Linked DNA regions of Homo sapiens: region 2 is linked to region 1. A link is a loop called in an ENCODE intact Hi-C map of the cell type or tissue named here. Cell type or tissue: Caco-2. All regions are shown on one strand. Region 1 holds the start of UBE2Z (ubiquitin conjugating enzyme E2 Z). Region 2 has its middle 4.1 kb from the start of GIP.

Evidence for each region. Peaks named below come from ENCODE experiments on the same cell type or tissue, not always from the same donor. Only the 100,000 strongest peaks of a DNase experiment are listed, where the experiment ranks them.
Region 2: it touches region 1 in a loop (4-fold over the local background); 3 of 110 quality-filtered maps call a loop at or near these places.

What each region holds. Positions count from the first base shown.
Region 1 is chr17:48,906,986-48,909,485 of GRCh38, reverse strand. It overlaps UBE2Z (ubiquitin conjugating enzyme E2 Z), which reads right to left and starts at 1,079. Exons shown (of 7, transcript NM_023079.5): 1 at 666-1,079. The coding sequence starts at 982. LOC105371814 (a long non-coding RNA gene) reads left to right here and starts at 503. Exons shown (of 4, transcript NR_135674.1): 1 at 503-547. RefSeq lists silencers at 291-420, 691-940. In Caco-2, no CTCF peak of the experiment used is centred here; DNase peaks (open chromatin) are centred at 335 and 1,115; H3K4me3 peaks cover 1,900 bases.
Region 2 is chr17:48,971,470-48,973,969 of GRCh38, reverse strand. No RefSeq gene overlaps it. Among named protein-coding and RNA genes, the nearest start is that of GIP, 4.1 kb to the right of the region's middle. In Caco-2, no CTCF peak of the experiment used is centred here; DNase peaks (open chromatin) are centred at 539, 1,449 and 2,109.

The DNA.
Region 1 (2,500 bases):
GGGGAATTGGGGGGAGGTAGCCTGTGTTTCTGGAAGAGGCGTAAGAGTGGACAGCTTTGGGACACTGGAAAAGGGGTTCAAGGAAAGATTGGGGCGAGGGAAGCGATCTAGACCTGGGAAAAGACTGTGTGGAGGGAATCTGAGAAAAACGGAGGATAAAAAGAAAGGTTGGCTCGAGTCAGAGGCATGGCAAAGGAAGCTGAGTTCGTCTGTGTTAGGAACGGGGCTCCAGAGGAGAAGAGAGGGGACCGATGGGTGGGGCCTGCGGGCAGCATCTAGCAAGGTTGGGGTGGGGAAGGGGAAATAGGGGCGGCGCCGAAGGCGGGAGGGGGCGTTACTGAAGCGCTAAAGGGTCGGGTTTCCACCCGGAGGTGGGAGGTGTGGGGGAGGGTGGCCGGAATGGAGACGGAGGGCTCACGGGAGGTTGTCGAGGGGCGGGGTCGGATCTGGGCACACGAGGCGGGGGTTGGTGCTTGCGGGTCTGAGGGTGGGGGGAGAAGGGAGTTGGATCCCGACGCCCGGAGCTGGCAAGATTTGGGCCGTGGAGGTGGGCCGCCGCGAGGGCAGCGCAGTGGGTGGGGGGTGAGTTGTAGTGGGAGAGGGTGGGGGGCGGGGAAGGTCGAGCCCCGGAGCTCGGGGCTGGGGGAGGAAAAACCCCGGCTCACCGCTTGATCCGGAGTAGACACTGCGGCGCGGTGCGCTCGCCGTCCCAGTCGGAGCTGAGCGTGGGGTCCCAGTGGCTAAGCAGCGCGGCCCCGTGGGCAGCGGCTGAGGGCGGGAGCCCGGGCAGCGGAGCCAGGCCGCTCCCCGGGCCCCCGGCCCCGCCCGCTGCCGCCGCCGCCGCCCACACATCCGGCAGGAAAGGCGGCCCGAACCCGCCGCCGCTGCCGCTAACGCCAACAACACCAGCAACGCTGCTCGCCCCGGGGCCCGCCGCCCCGGCGCCCGCCGTTGCCGCCTCCTCAGTCGGACTCTCCGCCATCGCTGCTTCGCTTCCGGGACTACTCGGCAGCACGTCCGCCGACCAGAGCGGCCGCTGCTCCCGCCCGCTCCCGCACCACCGAGAACCGGGCCAGAGTGTCCCCACCCCCTCCGCTTCCACAGCCCAGACGGTGCTGGCTCCGCCCACCCCCGCCCCAACCAGCGAGAGGCGCTCTGCAAGAGCGTCCACCTACGGTCCTCCAGGACGGGAGGGGTGGGAACTAGCAGGCCGTGATGGTTCTGGGCTCGTGTGGGTCCTGCGCTGTGCGGAAGTAGCGGAGAGCCCAATTCAAGTGTTGAAAGGGGAGAAGAGAGGAGGGAGTGGGGGAGGAAGGGCCATATCATTCCCGTTAATGGCGGCGACCCTCAGACGTCTGCATGGTTAGGATTGGGGATCCAGCATCCTCATGGGAAGCTCAGTAGAGAAGTTGACTCGCTTTGGGCCCCTTCTCTCGGAAAGGCTCTGCGATTGATCCCTCCTGCACACTTGTGCACCTAGGGCAGGGTACCATTGCCCTTGCCTGCAACAGGACCAAGAGAGAACTCAACTTGGAATGAAAAGCTACCTCTTTTAGAGTTTATTCAACATATATTTATGAAGGGCCTACTAAATGCCAGTCACTGTTGCTAGTTGTTGCCATGGGGATAATGAAACAGAACTAGAGAAGCTTGGTGAAAGGAAGAAACATCAGGCCTCCTGACTCCAAGCTTAGTACTTTTTCTTCCCACAAATCTTGGAATATACAGGAATCGAGGTACTGTGAGTGTAAACCCTGAGGATTCTTTGGGTCTTTCCTAAAATGTTTAAAGTGAAAAATAATCTGCCAGGCTCGGTGGCTCACGCCTGTAATCCCAGCACTTTGGGAGGCCGAGGTGGGCGAATCACGAGGTTAGGAGTTCGAGACCAGCCTAACATGGTGAAACCCCGCCTCTATTAAAAATACAAAAATTAGCCGGGCGTGGTGGCGTGCACCTGTAGTCCCAGCTACTCAGGAGGCTTAGGCAGGTGGATCACTTGAACCCGGGAGGCGGAGTTTGCAGTGAGTTGAGATCACGCCACTGCACTCCAGCCTGGGCGACAGAGCCAGACTCCGTCTCAAAAAAAAAAAAAAAAATTCCTATGGACTAAGAATGACAGGGGCCTTCCTAAAAAACTGTTTTTCCTTGCCGGGCGCGGTGGCTCATGCCTGTAATCCCAGCACTTTGGGAGGCTGAGGCGGGCGGATCACTAGGTCAGGAGATCAAGACCATCCTGGCTAACACTGTGAAACCCCGTCTCTACTAAAAATACAAAAAATTAGCCGGGCGTGGTGGCGGGCGCCTGTAGTCCCAGCTACTCGGAAGGCTGAGGCAGGAGAATGGCGTGAACCCGGGAGGCGGAGCTTGCAGTGGGCGGAGATCGTGCCACTGCACTCCAGCCTGGGCGACAGAGCAAGACTCCGTCTCAAAACAAAAACAAAAACTTTTTTCCCTAGCAAAAATATAGGATCAATATTAACTGGAAACCAGTGGGGCCAGA
Region 2 (2,500 bases), 64 kb before region 1:
TCTGGAAACTGCTCCATCCTTCATGCCCCCACACAAGGAAAAGGAAGAGAAAACCCTCCCTTCTCACCACTGTCTTCCTTTCTCTGGGATGTACCCCTAGCAGAAAAACAGAGGAGCTCAGGAATTCTGCTCTTTCAGGGAGGCCCAGCCCTTTTCTTTTTCTTTTTCTTTTTTTCTTTTTTCTTTTTAGACAGAGTCTCGTTCTGTTGCCCAGGCTGGAGTGAAGTGGCGTGATCTCAGCTCACCACAACCTCCACCTCCCGGATGCAAGTGATTCTCCGGCCTCAGCCTCCCAAGTAGCTGGGACTACAGGCGTGCACCACCATGCCCAGCTAATTTTTTGAATTTTTACTAGAGACAGGGTTTCACTATGTTGGCCAGGCTGGTCTCAAACTCCTGACCTCGTGATCCGGCCGCCTTGGCCTCCCAAAGTGCTGGGATTACAGGCGTGAGCCATCGTGCCTGGCCCCCTTTGGCCTTTTATCCTAAATACACAATCAATTTTTTCCCTCCAGCAGGACTCCTTGGAAGTGAGGACCTTGTAGCCATCTTCTCCCATTCCAACTCTTCACTGCAGCCCTCCTCCCACGGATTAGGCAGCAACTACTAAGAGCTTGAGCTCTTTTCCCGACAAACAAAAGCCTTTGAAAACAGCAAGAGGGATTGGGGTTAGAACTGGGAGAGGACTTCCAAACTGCTTCAAACTGCTTGTAGCAGATGGCCATAAAGGCTATAGATAGCATATTCTTTTTTTTTTTTTTTTTTTTTTTTTTTTTTTGAGACGTACTTTCACTCTGTCATCCAGGCTGGAGGGCAGTGGCACGATCTCGGCTCACTGCAACCTCCTCTGCCCACTGGGTTCAAGTGATTCTCCTGTCTCAGCCTCCCAAGCAGCTGGGATTACAGGCGCCTGCCACCATACCTAGCTAATTTTTGTATTTTTAGTGGAGATGGTATTTCACCATGTTGGCTGGGCTGGTCTCAAATTCATGACCTCAAGTGATCCGTTCGCCCAGGCCTCCCAAAGTGCTGGGATTACAGGCGGGAACCACTGTGCCCGGCCATATATTCTTCTTGAAGACCCCTCTGGAAAGTATCTATCAGGACCTAAGGGAAATGCTGTCGGCAAAAATGTTTGGGAGCATGACTGTGTGTGTGATGTGACTGTGGGGAAAAGCTGGAGATAGTCCCTCTAAGCATCAGGATAGACCGGAGGACTTGGCAAAGTTGTTGGGCATCAAGTCACCTCTTGTTTCCTCCTCTGCCTAAGAAGAAATCTGTTGACTGGTGTGAGAGAAGCCAGAGAGGGAAGTCGGCTTTCTCAGTCAGCTGTGAGTTTGAAGACTAAGTGAACTTCAAAAGCAGGGTCCACGGCGGGGAGGCAGCAGCCAGCCCTCTGAGTCACCCTGACCTGGCTGCAGAGCTGGGCCAGAATGTCTGCGCCAGCGAGGGGGATGGGGATGGTGGTGGGGGTGGCGGTGAGTCACCAGTGGGGACTGGAAGAGCAAGCAAACCCCAGATGCTCTTCTGCTGTTACAGTTCTCATTCCTGAGGGCCCAGTCAGAACCCAGGAAGGGCTGGGAAATGGGACCCAGGGTTCTCTTGCGATGGCACTGCCCATCACCCCTTCTCTGAATCTCACTCCCCTGATTACCTAACTCCTGTAACACCTCAGAAACCCCCCAACCCAACCCAACACACTCTTTCTTTTTTTTGGCGGGGGATGGAGTCTCGCTCTGTCTCCCAGGCTGGAGTGCAGTGGAGTGATCTCAGCTCACTGCGACTTCTGCCTCCTGGGTTCAAGTGATTCTTCTGCCTCAGCCTCCCAAGTAGTGGGGACTATCGGCACTTATTGGCCAGGCTGGTCTCAAACTCCTGACCTTGTGATCTGCCCTCCTCGGCCTCCCAAAGTGCTGGGATTACAGGCGTGAGCCACTGTGCCGGGCCCCCACACACTCTTTCAACTTGTGTGGGTGTTGGGCTAGTTGGGGTGTCCTCCTGACCCCCATCCCCTGTGTCCTCTCTGACCCCTCACATGCTAGCAATTCTCCATAGTGAAATGGGAAGAGGGAGGCTCTGCTAATTCCAGAGCCTCCTCCTCCCCACCCCCAACCCCAAACCTGCACAGAACTCTGCACACCAGGGCGCTTCTCCTTATGGTGTGGACAGGCTGGCTTAACTGCCAGTTGGATTTATTAAATGATTTTGATCAAGTCCAGCAGGCTCTTCCAATCCTCAGAAACTTCCCAGGGTCATCTTTTCAATTTCCTGCCTCCCAATATGCCTTTTGGGGGAGCTGTGGAACCCCCTAGGAGTTTGGCTTCATCTCTGATCTCCCCTGGCCCTCCTCGCATATTCTGCTGCTTCTGGGGAGTGTGGAACTTGCAGACTTGAGCAGGAGCTCTAGGCTTGGGGGCCCTCCCCACATTCCCTGTTCCTGCCTGCCCTGCTCTTCCCTGCCTACAGGGTCCAGGACATATTCTCTCTTGTCTGTGCACTG